Linked DNA regions of Homo sapiens: regions 1, 2 and 4 are each linked to region 3. The links are chromatin loops, found by intact Hi-C in ENCODE. Cell type or tissue: endothelial cell of umbilical vein. All regions are shown on one strand. Links, peaks and the distances in the headings refer to the core of each region. The heading gives the core; the rest is flanking DNA.

The links. A loop is a pair of places that touch in the nucleus more often than their neighbours do. Peaks named below come from ENCODE experiments on the same cell type or tissue, not always from the same donor. Only the 100,000 strongest peaks of a DNase experiment are listed, where the experiment ranks them.
Region 1: it touches region 3 in a loop (4-fold over the local background); 10 of 110 quality-filtered maps call a loop at or near these places.
Region 2: a loop joins it to region 3, with 24 times the contacts of the local background. A loop is called at or near these places in 2 of 110 quality-filtered maps.
Region 4: a loop joins it to region 3, with 2.7 times the contacts of the local background. A loop is called at or near these places in 4 of 110 quality-filtered maps.

The regions. Positions count from the first base shown.
Region 1 is chr1:50,773,235-50,777,234 of GRCh38, reverse strand. The region is part of intron 4 of FAF1 (Fas associated factor 1); the gene reads left to right. Among named protein-coding and RNA genes, the nearest start is that of FAF1, 190 kb to the left of the region's middle. In endothelial cell of umbilical vein, for the core only: a CTCF peak has its summit at 2,289 (motif pointing left); a DNase peak (open chromatin) is centred at 2,264.
Region 2 is chr1:50,747,778-50,751,777 of GRCh38, reverse strand. All of the region lies in intron 4 of FAF1 (Fas associated factor 1), which reads left to right. LOC124904727 (U6 spliceosomal RNA) reads right to left here and starts at 1,482; the gene lies at 1,380-1,482. In endothelial cell of umbilical vein, for the core only: a CTCF peak has its summit at 1,612 (motif pointing left); a DNase peak (open chromatin) is centred at 1,587.
Region 3 is chr1:51,292,357-51,300,424 of GRCh38, reverse strand. It overlaps TTC39A (tetratricopeptide repeat domain 39A), which reads left to right. Exons shown (of 18, transcript NM_001297663.2): 13 at 4,255-4,346; 14 at 5,914-6,034. It overlaps LOC124904177 (a long non-coding RNA gene), which reads right to left and starts at 5,919. Exons shown (of 2, transcript XR_007066082.1): 1 at 4,937-5,919. RefSeq lists an enhancer at 2,002-2,644. In endothelial cell of umbilical vein, for the core only: a CTCF peak has its summit at 3,421 (motif pointing right); a DNase peak (open chromatin) is centred at 3,434; H3K4me3 peaks cover 275 bases; H3K27ac peaks cover 383 bases.
Region 4 is chr1:50,964,724-50,972,791 of GRCh38, reverse strand. It overlaps CDKN2C (cyclin dependent kinase inhibitor 2C), which reads right to left and starts at 2,547. Exons shown (of 2, transcript NM_078626.3): 1 at 2,295-2,547. The coding sequence starts at 2,423. RefSeq lists silencers at 3,209-3,478, 4,029-4,288 and an enhancer at 3,709-3,778. In endothelial cell of umbilical vein, for the core only: a CTCF peak has its summit at 4,595; DNase peaks (open chromatin) are centred at 2,681, 3,551, 4,201 and 4,531; H3K4me3 peaks cover 2,475 bases; H3K27ac peaks cover 2,646 bases.

The DNA.
Region 1 (4,000 bases), core at 1-4,000, 520 kb after region 3:
TCATTTTGTTGCCCAGGCTGTTCTTGAACTCCTGGCCTCATGTGATTCTCCTGCCTTGGCCTCCTAAAGGACTGGGATTACAGGTGTGAGCCAACTTGACAGCCTATATTATTTATTTTATTTTTTATTATTATCATTTTTGTAGATGGGGTCTCACTATGTGCCCAGACTGGTCTTGAACTCTTGGGCTCAAGCAATCCCCCCACCTCAGTCTCCCAAAGTGCTAGGATTAGAGGTATGAGCTACTTACCCTGGCTGATTCTGTATATTTTTTTTTAAATCACCAAACTTCCTCTGTTGACGTTTTAAAAGTAATGTTATTTATCTTTACAATATCAGTTGGTCAGAATTGATGATGCTTCTTGTTTGTATGGATTTTTAGTAGTATTGCTAAGGCATCTCGGGTTTATTAGTTGGGAACCACTGAAAGGGATATGATTTAGCCTTTACTTTCTTAGTTTAATGACAAATATTTCTATTATCCAAGGGGGCAAATTCAGTGCCACATCACACTTTTTCTTTTAAATCTTAAAATTACCTCAGATTTTTTTTTTTGTTTTAAGAAAACTGGAATGCAATTATATATTAAATAAATTTTAACTGCCATCTTGTTGCATGTGTCTGTTTCATGTGAGTGAATAGTGTATCACTTCAGAAAAACCTTGTTCTTTTTTTTGATGGACTATTAAGTATTTTTTCAACTAAAAAAAATCCTCTGCTTATTTCGAGTGTGGTGATCAGAAATGGCTGGCTTCTCTGGATTATGTATGTTAATGTTACACTTTAAATATATTAGAGAGAAACCATATAACATGATTCTCTGCCTGCCATATGATTCATAATAAGGTAAAACTATAATCCAGAACAAATAAAACTGGAAGAGCTAGAAGCAGGAGTAGATACATATTGGTTTAAAATTCATTTTGAGTCCAGTTGTATTTATAATGTGTCTGTAGCTGTCTTAATTGTATTTGTTTTCAAACCGAATGACAGCTTGGCTGTTCCTACTCTATCATACTTGAGCATAAGTTAGCTTTTACAGTGGATGATAAAGCCAAAAGTTTACGAAAAGTGATCCCTGGAAGTTCTTTCATATACTTCTGTGATAAAGCTTTAAAATATTTCCAGTCATATTCTTCATAGTTATGGACATACTATAAACACAGTTTGACTCAAAATGAATTTTAAATCAGATATTGTTATTATATGATATCTACCTGCTCCTGCTTCTTCTAGCTGTTCCAGTTTTATTTGTTCTGGATTATAGTTATTGCCTTATGAGTATTATGGCAGGCAGAGAATCATGTTATATACTTTCTCTGTTTTCCCTGTTGGCATGTTTGTATGTGTAACTAGGGAAGGCATACTTAAGGATAATACTTAGACTTGATAGAATTTTTTTCTGACTTCACTGCACTTAGTCAATAAAGTTTTGTGAATTCTATCACATTATGACTGAATCTCTCCTTTTTTTTTCGTCCCCCTTTGTTACAGTTCAAGGATTTCTTTGATTAATTAAGATAATTCCCCTGATTTCCATATGTTCGTTTCTTTCTTCCTTTAGTCCATCTTTTCTATATAGTTGCCCTGTGGTGATTTTTCTAAAACACGCATCTCCTCATGTGCCTTTCAGTGGCTCTGTATTTCCTCTATTCTGTTTGATAAACCTTTTCTTGCTTTAGCTTTCCAGAAAACTCCTACACAGCTTCCAAGATCCCATGTAAATATTTCCTCTTCTATGAAGCCTTTCCTAACCTTTCTGGACATACAGTTAAGTTGAATCATCCGCTATGATCCCATAAAATTTTGTATATGCTTTAAACATGGATTTTAACACATCTTACCCTTTGTGTTTCAGATTTTCCTTATGAATGTTAACTCCTCACACTTAGAGAGCAGGTCTTATTCCTCTCTAGATTCTTTATTCTAGCACAGTGTTTGGCACAGAGTAGTGCTTGTTGAGGAAACAAATGGCTCAATAAATGAGTATATGAATATATGTGTATATATTAATTCATCCATCACAGGAAATTTTAAAAATGTACACTCATTAAAGTTTATGTGACCAGCAATAGAATTATTATAGATATAACTCATTTCAGTGTTACTGAAATTATATAAATAATATTTTTTCTGTAGCTGTATACATATAAATAATACAATGCAAAGAGATGCTCAATCAGATTATGCACCTTTTCCACGTTATTACCAGGAAGATGCAACAAGGTTTGAAAGCGAGCCCAAAGGCAGCTAAGAACTTTGTATCACAGTGACACCTAGTGGTAATTTCACTGGGTTGTTAATGTTTTTAGGGTCCTTATTGCAGTTTCATTTCAATACCCAAAACCTTCTGAATTCTGTTTTCTTATCTTGAATAAATTTAAAGAATTATTTTAAAGCATTTGTCCTCCTATAAAATGGTGTCTGATGTGAAGTATTGTGATCTCTTTGAGGGTAGGGATTATTGTATATTGTTAGATCTCTAAGATCTAGCAATGGATTTAACCTAACATGCAGCTATTTGTTTAATAAAGTTTGTTAAATCAGTGCTGTTAACAAACCTAATTTACTGGAGCCTAGTAGGCATAGCTTTAATTTTGTTTTTGAGATATAGCAGAAAAATAGGTCTGTTATTATTTGAACCATTTATCTTATTTTTTCTCTTTTTGATCTTTCTTAAAGCTACTTTTACTATATTGGATACTATTTTAGTTTTTAAGAACTCAGGTTGAATATGGAAAGATTTAAAACATTTAGCAGGTGCATTTTCAGTCTGAAAAAGTAGTTCAGGTTGTTTCAAACCAGGTTTTGTCCTGAATCTATAAATTCAGATTCTGATCTCGACTCTGTGACTCTTATTAGCTGTATAGTGTTTGGCAAATGCCTTATCCCTCCCCCACATGCCTCAGCCATGCTTTATGAGTAATAAATACTAGTTAAATGTTCTTCTGTTATTAGTACATGTGAAAAGAAGGAAAGAGTGACAATTTTGTGTGTCTTGAAAGATGCTATCAGCATGAAATGACAATGAAATTGATTATAGCTTGTATTTTGGGGGAAGAAAGACAGCAAATGTTGTGTGTTAGTAGTATTGTTTAGTCTACCTGCAAACTGATGTCTGTTGCCTCCGTGCCATCAATTGTGTACTCCCCAAATAATTTATTATTGGGTCATTTTAAAAGCTGAATAAAGTAGCATCTCAAACTGTGGTCTCAATGTGCATAGTTTATTTATGCGTTAGAAATATTCTTTAATTCAGCTTCAGATTTTTAAATTGATGTTTAATAAGTGTGTATGTTTATGAGGTACAATATGATGTTTCAATACATGTGTACATTTTAGAATGAGTAAATACGTATCCGTCATCTCATATACTTACCATTTCTTTGTGGTAAGACTTAAAATCCACCCTTTTAGCAATTTTGAGTGATACATTATTTCTTAACTGTATTCACCTTACTGTGCATTAGATCACCAGAATATTTTCCTTCTGTCTAACTGATCAAAGAGACCCTCTGATTGATATTTTCTCTTTATCCACGGAGCTCACTGTATGCCTTTGCCTCTGGTAACTACCATTATACCCTCTACTTCATATGTGGATTCAGATGTTTAGATTCCATATGTAAGTGAGAGCATGTGTGTGATATTTGTCTTTCTGTGCCTGTCTTATTTCACTTAGCAGAATGTTCTCTAGACTCATTCATGTTGTTGCAAATGACAGAATTTTGTTCTTTTTTAAGGCTGAATAGTATGCCATTGTGTATATACCACATTTTTGTATCTGTTCATCTATTGACGGGCACATAGATTGTTCCCATCTCTTGGCTATCGTGAATAATCCTGCAACGAACAGGGAAGTGCAGACATCTCTTCAACACATTTTAATTACTTTGGCTGCAGACTCAGAAGTGGGATGGCTGGATCTGATGTCACATTTTTAAATGTCATACTTAAAGTAAAAACAGAGTCTCACTCTGTCACCTAGGCTAGAATGCAG
Region 2 (4,000 bases), core at 1-4,000, 550 kb after region 3:
TATAACTATGGAGGGAGAAATCCTTTACAAAATAGTTGCAAACTGAATTCAGTAAAATATAATAAAATGTATAAATACGTTTATAGTATACATCATAGCCAAGTAGGCCATGTGGCTTGTTTACAAAAACATAGTAGGCTGGGTGCAGTGGCTCACGCCTGTAATCCCAGCACTTTGGGAGGCTGAGGTGGGTGGATCATGAGGTCAGGAGTTCAAGACCAGTCTGGCCAACGTGGTGAAACCCTGTTTCTACTAAAAATACAAAAATTTGTCAGGCGTGGTGGCACGTGCCTGTAGTCCCAGCTACATGGGAGGCTGAGGCAGGAGAATTGCTTGAACCTGGGAGGCGGAGGAGGCAGAGGTTACAGTAAGCCGAGATCATGCTGCTGCACTCCAGCATGGGCCACAAAGTGAGACTCCATCTCAAAACAAACAAACAATCAAACAAATAGAAATGCTGAATAGTGCTGAATGGCCCTAGCACTGCTCTTGATCGTAGGAGGGAAATACTTAGTATTTAGTATTTCATTATCAACTATTGTAGGTTCTTCAGCAATGCCCTCTATCAAGTTTACAAAGCTGCCTTATATTCCTACTTTGCTCTAAGTTTAGCTCTTTTTTTTTTTTAACATGAAATGGGTGTTGAATATTGTCAAATGCTTTTTCTCATTTACTATACTAATATGGGGATGTACAGCTTGTTTAACAGCTTATAATCCATCACTGTACATCCCCATATTAGTATAGTAAATAAGAAAAAGCATTTGACAATATTCAACACCCATTTCATGTTAAAAAAAAAAAGAGCTAAACTTGGAGCTATTTGTTTGTACGCATATAAACATGGATAAATCTGGCCAGGTGCGGTGGCTCATGCCTATAATCCCAGCATTTTGAGAGGCCAAGGCAGGCAGATCACTTGTGGTCAGGAGTTTGAGACCAGCCTGGCCTGCATGGTTAACCCCCGTCTCTACTAAAAATACAAAAATTAGCTGAGTGTGGTGGGATGTGCCTGTAGTCCAGCTACTCGGGAGGCAGAGGCAGGAAAATCACTTGAACCCAGGAGGTGGAGGTTACAGTGGGCCGAGATTGCGCCACTGCACTCCAGCCTGGGCAACAGAGAGATACTGTTTCAAATGAAAAAAAAAAAAAAAAGAAAAGAAAAAGGATAAATCTCGAAAACATTACTCCAAACAAAGGAACCCAGACAAAAGTAATCTTTAGGGTGAGAAGGAGGATCAGTGTGAGTAGGGGCAGGCTTTTGATCTAAGAATGTATGAGGAAAGTTTTTGTGCTATGGGAAATGTTCTTATCTTGATTGTATGGTGGTTATAACACTGTATATATTTGGCTAAACTCATGAGTGAGTTTTATTACATATAAATCATAATCCAATTAAGTTAATGTTTTAAATTCTTATTTATCATGCTAATCTTCTCTGTATTGTTCCAAATTTAGTATATATGCTGCCAAAGCAAGCACTTAAGTTAATTTTTTAAATACAAAAGTATGCTATTGGATTCAGTGATTTGTTCTTGATGACATCTGCATGTCTTCACAATTTTTCAAGGAACGTGGCCTGGGGTGGGATACTGCAGTGGCAGTGCCATCTTGTGGTAAGATCTTTGGAGTTAGGTAGACACAAATATGAATTCTGGCTCTGAAACTTGCTACATTCCAGTACTTTGTTCCCCTGAATTATTTTGGATTTCCTAAAAACAGTAACTCCTGTGTTTTGAGAACCTATACTGCCCAGGTACTATGCTAGGCACTTATGTGTATGTTATCTCATTAATTGTAATAATAATAATACAACTCAAAATAACATTTTTTGAGTTCCTTAGTATGTATTAGGCACTCTGCAAAACATTTTTCGTGAATTATGTCACTTAATACAGCAACCCAACGAAGTGTTTGTTCTACGGTTGTCATTTCCACTTTGCAGAAGAAGAGATTGAGGCTGAGAATCGTGTTTTTTTTTTTTTCTCTGAGACAGGTTCTCACTCTGTCATCCAGGATAGAGTGCAGTGGCAACGATCATGGCTCACTGCAGCCTCCATCTCCTGGTCTCAAGCAGTACTCCTGCCTCAGTCTCCTGAATAGCTGGGACTACATGCATGTACCACCATGCCTAGCTAATTATTAAAAATTTTTTGCAGTGGTGGTGTCTTGCTGTGTTGCTCATGTTGGTCTCAAACTTCTGAGCTCAAGCTGTCCTTCTACCTTGGCTTCCCAAAGTGCTGGGATTATAGGCATGAGCCACCTTGCAATAGAGAGTAATTTTTAAAATATGAGGAACTCAGGTTGCTGTCATGATTCCAGCTTTTTTTCTATTCCTCTCTTTCTGTGGAACAAAAGGCTATTTGTCTCATGTGTTACCCAGGCTTTCTGCAAGAGTAACTGGGACTTTAAGTTAAAGTCCCTTCTTGTTTTTCCTTTAAGAAACTTCTTTTAAGTCATGAGGGCTCAGAGTGTTTTCAAGAGTGTAAGAAGGTGGTGTCAGGTCTTGGAGATTGGTTTCTGAGCACTGGACAGACTTGCAAATGCATAAGCTCAGTTCCAGACAGGTACAGCTCTAGAAATATCAACCTCAGCCACAAGCAAAAAGGCAATGTTTATATGTGTTTGGTATAAAAACTGTGACTTATTTTTCTACTCTTTCCATAAACAGAATGATTCTTTGTCAGCAGTGACATTTTTGAAGGCCAAGATTGATTAAAGTTTTTGCTTCCACAACTATAGTGTTGAACCAGAATTATTTTTATGATAGTTAATCACTATCCAAAGTGCTCAGATAGGGATCTTTTTAAGGAAAGTTAAAAAGTATCATTGAGACCATGAATAATTGCATTGTAGCATTGCTTACTTAGGTAGTTGTGTTCCCATAGAACTTGTGTATCTTAAGTTCTCCCCCCACTCTTCTTTTTCTTCATCAGCATGGAATTATTTTTCTTCTTTTAATATGTAATATAATCAGTCTTTTTGGTATTCATGTACTTAACTGTAAATGGAATTGAATTATATTTTAATCTGAAACTGTAGACTAGCAGCAACCTAACATAAGCAGATATATGAAAGATAAGTACATTCTGATTCACTGATCTTTAAAATAGTGTAGTGCCAGAAATCAGCTGATTAATTTATAAGTAGATTTGATTCCTGAAAAATAATTGTGGGGCACAGGGAAAATTGTGATTTCTCACTGTTTCTCATTAGCATCATGTCTATTTTTGCTTTTTTACCTTTCAGTCATTTTTCTTTTTTTCTTTTCTTTTTTTTTTTTTTTGAGACAGAGTTTCACTCTTGTCATCTAGGTGCAGTGGTGCAATCTTGGCTCACTGCAGCCTCCGCCTCCCAGGTTCAAGTGATTCTCCTGCCTCAGCCTCCTGAGTAGCTGGGATTACAGGCATGTGCCACCACGCCTGGCTAATTTTTTGTATTTTTAGTAGAGACAGGGTTTCACCATGTTGGGCAGGCTGGTCTCGAACTCCTGACCTCAGTTGATCTGCCTGCCTTGGCCTCCCAAAGTGCTGGGATTACAGGCATGAGCCACCACGCCTGGCATTTTTCTTTACTGTATAGAGTATCCTTCCTTATTTTGGTTTGTCTGTCCTTTGCAGACCAACTATACTTCAAGTTTAATTTAAGTCTCATTTCTCTCACAAAGCTTTCTCTATCTGATACAACACATTTGTATTAGTCTGTTCTGGCAGTGCTATAAAAAAATACCTGAGACTGGGTAATTTATAAAGAAAAAAGGTTTAATTGGTTCGCAGTTCTGCAGGCTATACAGGAAGCATGGCAACATCTACTTCTGGGGAGGCTTCAGGGAGCCTTTACTCGTGGTGGAAGGCAAAGCAGGAGCAGACATCGTCACATTGCCAGCGCAGGAGGAAGAGAGAGAGGGGAGGTGGCACACACTTTTAAACACCCAGATCTCACGAGAACTGTATCACAAGAACAGCACCAGAGGGGGAAATCTGTCACACATGATTCAGTC
Region 3 (8,068 bases), core at 1,899-5,898:
CACCTGTTAGGAGACCTGTCATCTGCATCTGGTCCCTCCCCCTCCTCTGCATGGAGGTCTCTTCCGTAGCCCTGCCTGGGGACCAAGCTGAAGGGGAATTCTCTGGGTCTGGGGCAGGTGGGGCTGGGGAAGGGAGCAGGCTTCTACTGAGCTCTCAACATGTCTGGCACCTGTCATGTCCTCCACACCACACCCAGTGAGGAGAAGTTATTATCTCCATTGGGCACATGAGGGCCACTGATGCTAAGCGAGGACTGTGACTTTCCCACCCACATGGCTGTTGGTGACAGACACCGGATTTGAGGACAGTCCTGTGTGACTCAGAGGCCTCTGCTTCTCTCTTGCTCCTAGAGTCCTCCTGAGGAGTCGGGGCTTGCCCTGAGCCCACCCTGCTGTTGAAGGTGCTTCCTCAGGCCCAGCTCCCATGGCCCCCACACCCCCTCCTCATCACCTCCTACTCCCAAAAAGGACAAAGCCTCAGGGAACCTTTTTTCTTTTTTTAGAGACAGGGTCTTGCTATGTTGGTCAGGCTAGTCTTGAACTCCTGGGCCCAAGCAATCTTCCCACCTCTGCCTCCTAAAGTGCTGGGATTCTGGGCCTTAGGGAACCTTTTTGAACTGAAAGTGACTCTCGAAGCCTTCCTGTAGAGTGAGGTGGGTGGCTGGGGCTAACCATATGGGGAAGGAGAGACCTGGTGGGGGCACACAGCTGCTATATAGAGGAACAGAAGGTGGGCCAGGCCTCCCAGCTGTCAGGAAATCTGGCTCAGTCCCCAGACCGCTGTGTGGCTTTGGGGTGGCCAGTCCCTCTCTCTCTGCAACACTCTCCTCATGAGGACTTCTGTGAAAAATGGGGGTTGTAACCCTCTGAGTTCTGGGGCCCCACCCATTTCTAATCTCCAGAACTTGGCCACCACAGACTCCACCAACTTCTAGTCCTGGGGCCTGGGCCTCTGGCCATTGCCATAGGCACCACCTGCTCTGTGCAGGCAGCGCCCCCCTCTGCCAGGATCCTCCGAGGTCAGCTGCTGGGTCTGACCCGCAGACCCTGGCTGAGCGACGGATGAACGGAGTATGCAGACACAGGCTTGCCTGTCAGCAGATGGGGGACCCCTGCCAGAGTCAGCAGCGGCCCCCATAAGCCTGCCACGCTTGCATTTATTTAGTACAGATGTAATGACAAAGGCCTAAAGCAAACTCCATTTGTGGGTAATTAACATTGTCGCCCCCCCAGAAAGAGCAGTCCTCCGCATGATGATTAAAGGCCAGGTTCCGAGGCCTAAGTAAACCAACTTATCTAGATCAATTCCCTTACTTCTTGTTATCTACTCTGAGAGAATTCAGCTGCCTTCAGCCAAATCCTTTCCCGAAGCTTTTGCAAAACCTCCGAGCCTTCCAAGGTTTGCTTCTTTCTGTAATTTTTCTCACCACCCTGACCTATCTCCTGCAGTCAGCCCTGTGGAGGCCTTTGTGTTTCCCCCAGTGCTGGCAGCCTAGAGGCTGAGATGGCCAGAAACAAGGTGGTGACAGTGGCGTGCTCAGGGCTTGGGAAACCCAAGGAGCTAAAGGCATGCCCAGGCAACCAAAGAGGACAGGAAGGCTTCTGAGGAGAGACCTCTGAGGTGGGTCTTGGAGAGGAAGGACTTAGGGAGGCAGAGTGGAGGAAGTGAGAGGACACCCCAAGCCAAGAGGGCGGCAGGACCAAAGGCTCAGAAGCCAGGGCGCTGCAGAGGGGCTGTGTGCCACAGGGTGAAGAGTTTGTGTGGCAGAAGGGCAGGGGGCTTGCATCAGGGGTGACAGCTGCTCTTTTGTCCCAGCATAGCCCCTGTACATCCCTGGAGAGCTGGGGCGTCCACAACTCTAAGTCACAGCCCCCATCCTAACCCTGGTGGTGCAGTGAGGGTGAGCTGTCTGTGGGCAGGAGGGAAGACTCTTGGAGATGAGCCTGGTGAAGGGATAATGGCATCCCGGGCCGAGGAGCAGCACAGGCAGAGGCCTGGGGAGAGTTTAAGGAGTGTAGGGGAGGAAATGGCAGAAGATGAGCCAGAAAAAGAAAGGTTAGGGCAGGTCCTGGAGGACATGAGTGGCTGTTTGGGCTTTATCCAGCAGTGGGGGAGCCTTGGCAGGCTTGTGGCTTAGATAGGTGCTTTAGAAAGCCCACCAGCAGTTGCTGGGCCACCCCGCTGGCTGGGTCCTGTTCTAAGGCAGGAAATACAAGCATGAGCAGGAAAAGACCCCCTCAAGGCTCACGTCCTAGTGGGGAGACAAGAAACACAGATGGGCAATATAACACGATGTCTGGTTCCAGTAAGTGCAGTGAAGAACAAGCGAGGCTGGATGCAGGGAGTGATGGGAGGGGCTTTGTAAGGGGAGGTCGGGGGAAGCCTGTCTCAGAGGACACCAGAATGGAGCGCAGGAGCAGCACGTGGCAGTCACATGGCAGGCCGTTAGGGCAGAGGGAGCTGGGCAGGGCACAGCAGGGCAGGAGTGTGTTTGATGTGTCCTGGGAACCGCCCTGAGGCCGTCGTGTGGCTGGAGTGCTGCAGGTGTCAAGGAAATTGTAGGAGATGTCTCCTGAGTGTGATGGAATATAACCAGATTTCCAGAAGGAACTGACATGATCTGACTTAAAAAGGTCAGTGTGCGAAATGGCTTGCAGGGGACAGGAGTGGGAGCAGGGAGATAGGAGACAATGTGTACCAGGACAGCAGAAAGACATCCCGGGTAGCCTGGAACAGGGAGACGGTGTGGAGATGGTGGCAGTCCGATAATGAGAGCCGTAGGGCAAGGCCAGCAGGATCCTAGAGTGAGACGGGAGGTAAAGTCACCGGGACTTGGTGTCTCCACGTCAGGGGCAGGGGAAAGGGAGAGGACAAGGGTGACCCGGGAGGTTAAAGATGGGACCGGGGCCAGACGCAGTGGCTCATGCCTGTAATCCTAGCACTTTGGGAGGCTGAGGCGGGCGGATAGCTTGAGGTCAGGAGTTTGAAACCAGCCTGGCCAACATGGTGAAACCCCGTCTCTACTAAAATATACAAAAATTAGCCTGGCGTGGTGGTGCATGCCTGCAGTCCCAGCTATTCAGGAGGCTGAGGCAACAAGAATCGCTTGAACCTGGGAGGCGGAGGTTGCAGTGAGCCGAGATCGCGCCATAGCACTCCAGCCTTAGCCTGGGCGACAGAGCGAGACCACATCAAAAAAAAAAAAAGATGGGACCGGGAACAGATTTCAGGGAGGGAGACTCTTCCCGCCGTGGCCCACGAAGACCAGCTTTCCCTCATGTTGTGAAGGGCGGGCTGAGGCCCCGGCATGGGTGGGGCTGCCAGGTGGAGGCCGCTTTCCGCCTGCTTTAGGCAGGACTCCCGGATGTCCGGCGCCTTTTCCTTTCCACCCTTTCTTAGCCAGGAGGCAGGAGCTGTGGTTCGGGGCTTGGCCACTTGAGGGCAGCACAGAGCCAGGCTCCTGTCTCAGGACTTCTGAGGAAGGGGCGTGGTGTGCAGGGAGGACTGGGTGGGGTAGGGGGTCTCCCGCAGGGCCACGGTTTCCCTGTCAGGGCTGGCTGTGCATTTAGTGGGCAAGGTGCTGGGGTTGACTCCCGGCTCTGCCCCAGTAGCTCTGGGGTCCCAGGAAGCAGAGGTGGGGTACGGACTCCTTTCTGGCATTGGCTTTGGGATCAAGCGAGGTGCTGGATGTGGTGTGCCTGGCACACACAGCAAGGCAGTTAGTTCTACCAGGGTGGCCCGAGCTGACCCGACCCAGGCCCTGCTCACGTTTCTGGCTCAAGCCTCTTCTTTTTACAGCCCGTGCTTCATCCTCCTATTGGTAGTCCACACACATCCTGCCACCTCCTGGCTTTGCTCAGCCTCTTCCTCCTGGCTGGAAGGCCTGTCTGGGGCCTCAGGGAATTTCCCCATTGCCCTTCAGGGGCCCACTGTGAAGCTGTTGCTTCCCGGAAGCCCCGAGTGCGCCCCTGTCCTTGTGTCTCTGCCGCAGCCCCAGTCTGTCCTGCCTATTACTAGTTGCATGGGTTCTTCTTGCCACTGCTTCAAGTGGAGAAGAAGGTGGCTGCTTTGACATGGGTTGTCCTGGATTCAGGTCTTCAAGTTGCTTCAGCTTCTTACCTTCATTTCTCCCCTGGGGCTTGGAGACAACGGGAGCTCCTGTGCTGGGCCACGTGAGGTCCGTCTGCAGATTCCAGCCCGGCTGGGGCTGGAGGAGGGCTGCTCACACCTGGCTGTTGCTCTGTCTCGCACAGGCCACCTACATTTACATGAAGGCCGCCTACCTCAGCATGTTTGGGAAGGAGGACCACAAGCCGTTCGGGGACGACGAAGTGGAATTATTTCGGTGGGTCCCACATCGTGCTCCCACTGTGTAGGCCACTCCCACCGTGTAGGCCGCTATGGACAGACCAGCCAGGCCACCCTGAGCTGTGGGCACTGGGGAGGGAGGAGTAGGGTGGCTCCCTGCCCCCACCCGCGGACTGCCCCCCCTGCGTGTCCTCCCCTCCCATCACCACCCCATGCTGCTGCTGCTGGTGGTTGGAGCCCTTTGACTTTCTTCAGAGGCTTTCTTTCACAGAAATGGTTTTGCTAATATCGTCTTCCTCCGAGTCTCTTTCATGTGGACAGTAGGACAGATGTGGCTCCAAGGTCCAGGGAGGGAAGGTCTTTCACTCTGCTGAGTTAACCTGAGACACTCAGAGAAGCACAGTAGAGAGCTGACAGTCGGAATCGAACAAACAAGAGTAAACCCAGCCTCTGCTTGTTCTTAGCTGTGTCACCTTGGACAACTTCAGCATCTGTAAAATGGGAACAACAACCTCCACCTCGCAGCACTGTTTTGCAAATCAACTAGATAATAAATGTTAAGAGCCTGGCGCATAGAACTAGGAGCCTAGAAGCTGCCCACTAAGTGGTGGCTGTTTTCATTCTTACCTGTACCACCGTGTTTGCTTCCTATGAAGTGTCTTTAGAGCAGAGCTCAGCCTTGGCAGGTGGAGGATGGAGCTTAGAGCCTTCCTCCAGTCTTGGTGAGGTTGAGCCCAATTTGCAGACCCAGAAATGGGTATAATATGAGCCTCCTAGGCTACTGTTGTCACAATAATAGGGCATTTATCACTTACAGAGTGTCTGCTACTACAGCAGACTCCATGTCCCCCTCTCAGATGACTCTTCCAGAAAGCCTAGGAGGGCAGGTGTCATTACCTCCATTTTAGAGATGAGGAAATTAAGGCCAAGAGAGGTTCTACAGTGAATAAGCAAAGGAAGAGTTTGGGGGGACCTCACACCCACATCCAGCTGTTCCCTGAGCCTAAATGGCTCAGGCCTGAGGTCACAGCCACACCCGGTGACTGTGGCAGAAATAGGAGGAGGGTGGGATGGAGCTGGTGGGTGAGGCCCCAGATGTGGGGGCGTGCCTGGTGGCATACCGCATTTTGCTCTGCCCTTGGAAACAGCTGAGAAGGCCAGAACTCGCGAGGCAAGAGTTAATTAAGGGTTTGAGCTGTTTGGTCTTGGGTAGGTCCCACCCTTTCTCCGAGTGTTGGTCTCTCCTGTGAAATTGGGGTTAAACTTCTCTTGGATCCTCCCCAGAAATGGAGCCTGGGAGTGGAGGCGATAACTAGGAGGCAGGGCCGGCCCAGGGGTGTTTGGCACACTCTCATCTCTGCCAGCTGGCGGGGAGGAACCCCTTGCCCAGCCATAGGAAGTGGCCAGGTCTTGGGGCAGGGTCTCTAAAATTATAGCCGCAGGCTATTTCAGACCTAGAAGGCTCTTTAGAGTCTAACACTGTCATTGTGCAGATGGGGAAACTGAGGCCCAGAGAGGCGCCAAGCATAGCTGGGTAGGCTGGGGACCCTCTGCCCTCTCCTGCTCTTTTTCATCCTCTCCCACCCTCCCCATCTCTTTCGCAGAGCTGTGCCAGGCCTGAAGCTCAAGATTGCTGGGAAATCTCTACCCACAGAGAAGTTTGCCATCCGGAAGTCCCGGCGCTACTTCTCCTCCAACCCTATCTCGCTGCCAGTGCCTGCTCTGGTGGGTAGGAGGTCTGGACTGGCGCTGCCCTCCGGGTATAGGATTGTGGGGATTCACTGAGAGCCACAGCCAGGGGGAGGTGGATGAGGAGAAAGACCTTCATGCCTCAGGGGCCTGGGGAGGGTTTCACAATTCACCTGGGAGTCTGGCCCAGCCCCTGCCCCTTAGAGAGGGTCCATTGGGGCTGAGAGTGGAGAGACAGGCAGGCTGCAGATAAAAGGCAGAGAGGGACACCCTCCTGGACAGAGAGCCCCATGTCCATGTGCCCAGGCAGCGGCATCACCCGGCTGCCAGTGATCCCAGCCTGTCTGCTCCAGTCTTGTCACAATGATTATAATTGTTTTCACGGTCCCCCTCACTCGGCCAACCTTTTCACGTTATATTCAACTCTGAACTCACATAATAGCCAACATCGTTATCGAGCACTTGCTATATTCAAGGCTGCCCACACCCATTGCCTATTGCCTGATTTGAGACTCACATCAACCCTCTGAGTAGGCGCTGCTGGTGTCTCCATTTTACAGATGGGGGTAATAAGGCCTAATAGATTAGTAGAAAGATCAAATAACTTGCCCAGGTCACACAGCTGGTGAGTTGGAGTCAGAATTTGAACTCAGCAGTCTGGGCCCACAGCCCATATTCTGAGCCATGGTTGTGATGCTAATTCTATGCACGATTTGAGTAGGCATCAGATAAAGTTCCAGCTTGCTAAGAGTCCTTGTTATTCAAGTAGTAAGGGAGCCAGAAAAGTAGAAGGAAGCCTGCTTGAGAGACCTTTTTCTGGTCCTGGCTGTACTGTTCATTAACTGAGTAGCTTTAGGTCGGTTCCCTCTTCCCCTTATGTAAAATGGGTATAATAATAGATTCCTTTCCCATTTTACAGAGCAGTTATGAGTATCAACGAGGAAAATGTGTTAAACACTTTATAAATTGAAACGGTCAATATTTATATAGTTTGATTTAGCACTTACAACCTGAATATTTCTAAAGTTTTAAAATATTTTATGGTTTAAAATATACCATAGGCCAGGCATGGTGGCTCACGCCTGTAATCCCAGCACTTTGGGAGGCTAAGGCAGGCAGATCACCTGAGGTCAGGAGTTAGAGACTGGCCTGATCAACATGGAGAAACCCCACCTCTACTAAAAATACAAAATTAGCCGGGCGTGGTGGCGCATGCCTGTAATCCCAGTTACTCGGGAGGCTGAGGCAGGAGAATCTCTTGAATCTGAAAGGTGGAGGTTGCAGTGAGCTGAGATCGTGCCATTGCACTCCAGCCTGGGCAACAAGAGTGAAACTCCATCTCAAAAAAAAAAAAAAAAAATACAGTAAAGCTATTACTATCAAGTGGAGCAGGAGGATATTGTAGGAAGGGCAAGGGCAGCAACTATACCAAAAACTTAGGGGAGAATTTCCCAAACTGTAATCTGCAAAATACTGTTTATGCATTAAATGATTTATGTGATTAAATACATTTGGGAAAGACTGGCCTAAACACAGTTTATATACTATAGGCTTTCTTGGAGTCTTTATATATTAATCTAAGAAGAAGTTTAAAGATATGTTTTTTCTCTAACTTATTTGGCCACAGAATCATTTCTAATTTTTATTTATTTCGGGGGAAGGGGAGAATCCTTTTTTAAAAAATGAAACATTTGCTGGCTGGGTGTGGTGGTTCATGCCTGTAATCCCAGAACTTTGGGAGGCCAGGGTAGGTGGATCGTTTGAGACCAGGAGTTCAAGACCAGCCTGGCCAACATGGTGAAACCCCATCTTTACAAAAAATTCAAAATTTAGTGGGGCATGGTGTCCTGCATCTGTAGTCCCAGTTTCTTGGGAGGCTGAGGTGGGAGGATCGCTTGAGCCCAGGAGGTCAAGGCTACAGTGAGCTGTGATAGTGCCACTGCACTCCAGCCTGGGTGACAGAGTGAGACCCTGTCTCTAAAATAAAATAAAATAGAATGAAACATTTGCTAACTTGGGACCACAGAACAGTTGAGAAATACTGGTCTAAACTGAAATTCCCTTCCTAGA
Region 4 (8,068 bases), core at 2,369-6,368, 330 kb after region 3:
GGTATTAACACTTGCTATCAACATACAAATAATTCACATAACAAAGATTATCTACTATTGTTTGAATATATTTCACTCTAACAGTGGTCTCTTATAAAGTATCTTGTAGAACAGCATGCAAATATAAAATACATATAATTTAGTTGTGAAAAAATATTACTTTCATTAACATGCCACACATTTTCAGAATTTACACTGGTTTATTTATATCTAGGTATATCCATAATAATCTAAATTTATAATAAATATCTTGTATAATAGACACTCAATGTTTATGAAATTAAATGCTAATGGAAAATACAAAGTCGTTCTATCTTTTTTAAATGTTTGTTTAAAAAAATCTAATCACACATTAAATAACAAAATATATTTAAAATGAGTAATATTTTGTAAATGCAAACTACATAGATGGACAAGATATTAAGCTCCCCTGTTGATAAAACTGTTGATTTTTAGCTCTTCCTTTGGAGCAGTGGTAAACAGTGATACATAATTTATATTTCAAGAACTTCAATGAAACATACTTTTTGGTTATTAAAAATTGATACGACCACAACTGTCCCTAAAGATTTAGTCATATTTAAGGACCTGGAATGAGAAAAATAAGAGACAGATACCTTGGATCTTCGTAAAGCAAACATACGATTAAGGCCTTTGATATTAACCTGATAGAAAAATGTACACTAGGAAGGTGGAAAAGGCTTTTGAAATTGAGTTAAATAAACATAATTGTAGAAGAAAATTCACCTTTTTTCACAGAAAATAATAGCAATATTGGAAACGGTTTTGAAGAAAGTTATTTCTTGACTTATGACACAACTTCAGAGTCAGGATTATACATATTGAAAATAAGCCTTGAAACTCCAGTTTCTGTGTGTGTGTTTCGTTATATGTACAAGGACTAAGCCACAATAAGTGGGTGTTAGTATCTTGATAAGTATGTTTAATATAAACAAGATTGCAAAGTTGTATTAAAAATGTTTGTCAAAACTTTTTAAAAGAATATTATTAATTTCCCAGTCTTCCTGTTCGTCAAAAATCCTGTAAAATCTTATCATGAACATGGGTTAAGTAGTTCATTCTTTGTGAAGTTTATATAATCTTTTGAGTTTTCAAAAGGAAACTTTTCAATATATTAAATTTGTTACTTTGCTATCATCACTAAACCTGTTCAAAACTACTAGGTAGAAAAAGGAAAAAAAATCATTACTTAATGTAGCAGCAATAACAAGATAAATAATTTAGTATCTGTGCATAAACTTCCTTAATACTGAAATTTTTGCAAGGCCAGTGTATTCTGACTGAAAATGTACAGACTGTATGGACTTTGTTTGTTAATAGTATATCTCTTGGCACTTAAATTTTTAATTCTTGTAACCGAAACAAAGCCCTCTAAAAACCCTCTCCCCACTGGGTTTTCAAAAACAGCTTCAAGTGTTGCATTTCCAAATAAGAATAGCTCATAAGAATATCATCAGAACTCTGATAAAGCAACTATTTTAAACTATTTTGTCATTTTTCTGTTTCTAAGCCTTTCACCTAAGTTACATGATAACATTCAGAAGAGGAAAAAAATTATCAGGTACAATACTTGGCAGCTGGACATGTGTCAATTGTTGCCTGTAAATCTAATTACTGAAAATTAGAGCACACCACGGCATGACCGTAGAGACAAAGACACTGCAGCTGAGCTCTGATTAGAAAATTCAACTTTTTATTCCTCCCGACTCCTGAATGAGTGGATGGTATTACATTAACTGTAAAATGTACATCCTGTCCCGGTGCCCAGGCCACCCATTCCAAACGAGGAAAGGTCGTTTGTCAAAACTTGAAGCATTTGAAGGAAAAACACCCTCATCAGTAGTCAAGAAAATTAACGTTAAAGTCTATTATTGGGGGCAAAGTACGTAAAACCACTAATAGCAGTGTATTTACTTCAAATAATAATCATAATAATGTGTTTACAGAGCTGTCTTTAAAAACAAAACAAAACAAACAAACCTCGGCCCTACACTGACTACTTTAAAATCCCCACCGTCACAAAAACATTCCAAAAACTAAGACCAAATCTGGACCCCACTTGATATCAAGGATGTTATTGGATTTGAGGAGTTTGTTCAAAGTACGTCATTTTGAGAAGTTGCATCCACTTAAAGATATAAAATATGGCAACCAACTAGGTTTAAAAACAGTGAAATTTTATGTCCCTGAAAGCTTAAAAGCTGTAAATCTAGAAACCCGGGTCACGTAGGCAACATTATTGACTTGTTTTCCCCACCTCTCTTAATACCAACCTGCAGCGCAGTCCTTCCAAATCCATTTTGTGCATTGACGTTTACATTATTTTGCAACAAACTAGTAAGTTGCTCTAGGTCCCCCCTGGCAGCTGCGGACGCCAACTCGTTCCCCCAAGGCTCGGCCATTCTTTAGGGTCCTGACGATCAGGAAAAGATGAATTAGTCGTTTTTCTTTTTCCCCTTTCCTTTGCTCCTAACCAGGCTGCATGATGGCATCGGAGACTGACAGAAGGACTGGGATGGTTAATCTGGAGTAGAGCTTGGTAGTAAATACTAGTAAGATCTGCCTGCCAAAAGCCCGCCCCTCGATTCACACGTGATTATTCAGCAAAACTGAGCCATTGGAGAGGGGCTCCTCGCCTCGCTTTTTTAGCTTAACCCCTATGAAGAATTCTGACGACTCCACAGAGAGACACACAGACACACATACATTCCTGGTTAATGACTCCGGACGTCAGATGTAGGCAGAGCTGTCACGTACCTACGCTACAGATCTCTGTGAGGAGTGTGTGTGGAGACTCAAGGGACTATAGATCGGGGCAGAAAATACCGCGGAAGGAAAGACATTCAGGGGGAAGAAAAGGCATTCACCCACCCTTGTTCACGGTGGTGACTTGAGCCGTGTGAGGCAGAACTGCAGGGGCAGGTCCTCCAGGGGGCTCGGTTTCCATCCGTCTCGCCGAAGGGATAGTCCTGGGTCCTCCGCTGCTGGGAGAGCGCCGCGGTGGCTGGATGCTGACGTGCTCCGGAGGGTTAAAAGATGATCGCCAAAGGCGAACGGGAGTAGCAGTTCGGTGGCCCTCAAGTTACAGGTCGTAACGATTGCCCAGTGCTCTGGGCTTCTCCAGAAGAGCCTTTGGTCGCGTCCGGGCCAAGCCGTGGGCTAATGCCGCTCAGGAAAGCTCCGGAGCCCGCCCGCCAGGCAGCCGCAGCCCCGCCGAGCCTCAGAGGCCGTGGGAGCCGGGCTCGGCGCGCGTCTCCGGAGGCTGCCGGGCGTGCGGCGGGCCCCCGAGAAGCCCGTCATGCCGGCCCCGCCAGGTCCCGGGACTCCCGGCAGCCCGAGGAAGGAGAGTGATGCGGAAAGCGTCTACGGAGCCCGGACTGCTGGGGCAGCTCGCGGCAGCATTGCGGCTGCACTGGGCAGCCCCCCCGGGAACTTCCCGCCTACGACCGAGCTCGTTCAGGCTTTCTGCTGTAGGCACTCATTGAGCTGCTGCCGCCGCTGTCCTTTCCTTCCTTTCCCGGTTTTGTGGGGGCCTCTGGAGATGGGGAGAGTCCTGGGAAACGTAGGCCAAGTTCTGAGTAGGGAGAGTCGCCGCAGTTCCGGGGCAGCCAGTCCGGTCGCCGTCTCGGCGAGCGCTCAGCAGCCTCGGCGCCCGGTGCCACTTTGCCACCTCTCGCGGTCCCCGGCCTGTGCCCCTTTGCTGCGGACAGGGCAGCCGCCAGCCAGCTGTGCCCTGGAGCAGAGCCTGGCAGCACTGCTTCCTCCTTGGCCGCACCGCTCCCAGTGACAGTTTCTTTTGTAGCTGATCCCCCCCTAGATCGCCGGTCCCTGCTCCTTTCACCCCTACAGGCACTTGCGTGTCGCCCCCTTTTTTGCTTTTTTCCTTCACTCCCTCCCTTGCTGCTTTTTTCGCTGAAACAATTGCTGCTTCTGTTGCCTCTCAGAGAGGGTGCCGGTTTCTTCTCCCTTTTTTCCGACCTCATCAGCTTTTTTTGAAAAGAAAAAAATTGAGCGCTTTTTGAGTTGAAAAACCCGCCCCCATTTTAACGGCAGAGTTTTAAGGAGGCTCGGCAGAGTTGCAGCGCCGCGGGAGCGGGAAGGCCGGGCGCCGCCCACGCCCCGCCCTCCGCCCTGCTGGCGCTCGCGCTCGCAGTCTCGCACGCTCCGCCCGCCCGGTCCCGCGCCCTCATTCCCGCCTCCCGCTCTCCACCTCCTCCCGTCAAGTCTCTCGCGCCGGCTCCCTCCTGCCGGCTAGGCGGCCTGTCCCCAGCTGGAGCGGGGTTCGGCCCCGCGAAGTCCGGCCTGCCCTTCTGCTGGCGGGCTTGAGTCTGTGACGCGAACCCCCAGCTGCCCCAATTCCTACGGGGGCGAGGACAGGGGTTTGTTATTTAAGACGGTTGTGGAGGGCCGCAGGGTCTTTGAGGCTCCGCAGCGTACGCTGCGGGAAGGCGGACAGCGAGCTGGCATAAAGGGAGTCGTTCCTCAGCGCTAGCGGGGCAGGTCGGCCCGCCTCTGTGCTCCCCCGCCAGGCTCGCAAAGTTCGGGCGGCCAGGCTGCGGCTGCTGCTGCCTCCTCTAGGCGCGCGCGCTCTGTAAACTCGGCGTCCTTCGCTGAGCCCTGGCCTCGGCCTCGCACCTGCCAGATCCATGCCCGACGGCGCGGTGGGCAGGGGTGGCCGCGGGGGTGGAGGGAAAAATCCGGACTGCCACTAAGCACAGTGCTCACAAAAAGCAAGTCTTGTGTAGACTGAATTTTATGAAAACTTAAGACATGGCATATGTAAGAACGAACTCTGAAGCCTTAATTAATCAAGGACTGGAAACTGCGAAATAGTCCTATTATTAGAGAAAAAGGAGAAAAGCAATTAAATTTAAAGCAAAATTTAAAATAAGTCGTGTGAAGTGTTTTCTAACAAAGCCATTTCTTGGTTGCCGAAGTTCTCTCACTACTTAGAAGTGGCTTGGATTTTGGGGATGTGGGGTTGGGGAGGGTGTCTAGAATGGTCTCTCTCCTAATCCTTTATTTAATCATCCGACACCAATTTCCAGTACTTTTAACTTCCTCTTTTAGCTATGTGAGATTAATTAACTATTGCTTTCTGTATTTTTATACTCTTAAAAATATCCAACACGGTTGCATGATGCACCCAGTGGTCAAAATGAAACCAAGCAAAAAATGACAAGTCTAATTAGAACCGGCCTTTGGCAAGCGGATCCTCAAGCAGTATCTGTACCCTTCTTGAAGTACACTGGGAGTATTAGCAACAAAACACACCAGAAATATCTGGGTAATCATCCAGCAAGAGATTGGTAGGTAGAGGGAAAGTTGAAACTGGGAAGAATCTGGCAGTGTTTTCTTTAATGTAATTGTTGAGAAAAAAACTAGAGTTCTTTTCTTAGGTAACTAAACTTGAATTGTGAATCAAATGAGAACTACAAAACAAGAAATTAACTCTCTTTTTCTTACATATATGTAGACGTTTCAAATAGAAACATTTAAGATTCCATTTATACCAGTAAGAAATAAATAATAATTTACTTTTGATTATTCTGGGAACTGTGTAATCTTTTCATACAGCCAGAGGGTGTGAGGACATATTAGCACTGTTGGCTGATAAAAGAGAACTGGTATTAGTCCAATTTATGAGGATTGCCTTCTAGCATTTATTATGGTTTCTTGCTTAGAGATAAATTGTAAAGAGGAAGAATCTTAAATTGTATGATTACATAAAGTACGGGTAAACGTACTATAATTTTCATGAAATAAAATGCTTATTGCTGAACAACTAAGGAAAACTTATGATAATTTAAGATGTACACAGAGTTGTATTAAGATTTTTGGAGGCCCTAAGCACTGAAAAGATTTTGATGTTCTACCACCTCTTCCTTATATAGAAATAAAAAGAAAAATAACAGAACCCCAAAATAACAGTAAAAAAGTCCAACAAAGTTCTGATTTTTTTCCCATGATGGCTACTTCAGTGGTTTTGCTGAGATATTAAATTATTTGGCAAAGGTTTTTTTTTTTTTTTTAACATTCTGGTTTTGCTGGTGCCCTGAAGCATATGCTTCATCTGCCTGTTGGGTAAACCAGAATTGGCAGTGCAGAGCTTAGGGTCTTAGTTCAGAAGGCATACATAAGTATTACACAGTAACTCCAATGAAAATCTAGTATTTATTGAGGGCTAGTTCACTACAGCAGATTCAAGGGTATCTCTACCCTCAATAAGCTTATATTCTAACATGGCTTACAAGAAAAATTCATAGTTAAGTTTCTACTATATTGAGAGTGGTGCTTTCCTTTTTAACATCAAAATGATAAGTACATCAAATACTGAAATATAGCCTTTATAGTTAGATATTAAATATTAACAGTCATGGAAACCTTTTGCTCCAGCAGTTCATAATCATTTAAGGAGACATAGAAGTGGCCGGGCGCAGTGGCTCACGCCTATAATCCCAGCATTTTGGGAGGCTGAGGTGGGCAGATCACCTGAGGTCAGGAGTTCGAGACCAGCCTGGCCAACATGGTTAAACCCCAACTCCACTAAAAATACAAAAAAAAATTAGCTGGGCGTGGTGGCTGGCGCCTGTAATCCCAGCTGCTCAGGAGGCTGAGGCAGGAGGATTGCTTGAACCTGGGAGGCAGTGGCGGCCCAGCAGTCTCAAAAAAAAAAAAAAAAAGAGACATAGAATAGAAATGTGATTCAGTCAAATTATTCTGTGCTTTTCCCTCATTGACATAGAATAGAAATGTGATTCAGTCAAATTATTCTGTGCTTTTCCCTCATTGACTCAAGTAGGTACAGTTTCTGAATGATTAACTTTTGGAAATGTGTATGTGGTATTTACCATTTATTTAACTGGTCTCAAAGTTTTCCTTTTTGTTGTATTTATAGATCAACAGAGGTGGAAAACAGACTGGGCACCCCCAGGCAGCCTTTTATGTGACTTTATAATTGTAGCTTCAGCATTTTATTTCTGAGATTCAGTGGTTTTTTTCATATAGGTACTTATTTATGAAAATTTTTTATTATTTTTATTTTATTTTATTTTTGAGACAGGTTCTCACTCTGTTGCCCAGGCTAGAGTGCAGTGGCTTGGTCATGATCATGGCTCACTGAAGCCTTGACTTCCCAGGTCCAAGTGACCCTCCTACCTCAGCCTCTGGAGTCGCTGGGACCACAGGCATGCTCCACCATGCCTGGATAATTTTTCTAATTTTGTGGAGATGGGGTCTTACTATATTGGCCAGGCTGAAAGTTCTTTTTTTTTTGAGACAGAGTCTCTCTCTGTCATCAGGCTGGAGTGCAGTGGCGCGATCCCGGCTCACTGCAACCTCCACCTCCAAATTCAAGCCATTCTCCTGCCTCAGCCTCCTGAGTAGCTGGGATTACAGGCGCCCACTACCACACCCAGCTAATTTTTGTATTTTTAGTAGAGATGGGGTTTCACCACGTTGGCCAGGATGGTCTCCATCTCCTGACCTCATGATCTGCCCGACTCAGCCTCCCACAGTGCTAGGATTACAGGTGTGAGCCACCGCACCCGGCCTGAAAGTTCTTCGTTAAAGTAAGAAGGAAAAAAAGCCCAGTAAGCAACCCAAAAGCTGAAAAATAATAGCAACAATTAATATTTGTATAGTGTTTCATGGTTATAAAATATGATGCATATCTATCTATCTATCTATCTATCTATCTATCTATCTATCTATATTTTTGAGACTGAATCTCGCTTTGTCGCCCAGGCAGAGTGCAGTGGCGCGATCTCAGCTCACTCCAATCTCTGCCTCCTAGGTTCAAGCAATTCTTCTGCCTCAGCCCCCGAGTACCTGGGATTACAGGTGCGCACCACCACGCCCGGCTAATTTTTGTATCTTTAGTAGAGACAGGGTTTCACCATGTTGGTCAGGCTGGTCTCGAACTCCTGACCTCATGATCCGCCCACCTTGGCCTCCCAAAGTGCTGGGATTACAGGTGTGAGCCACCACACACAGCCAATGCATATATTAATCTTTACAACAATTCTGTGAAGTGACTGTGATAATA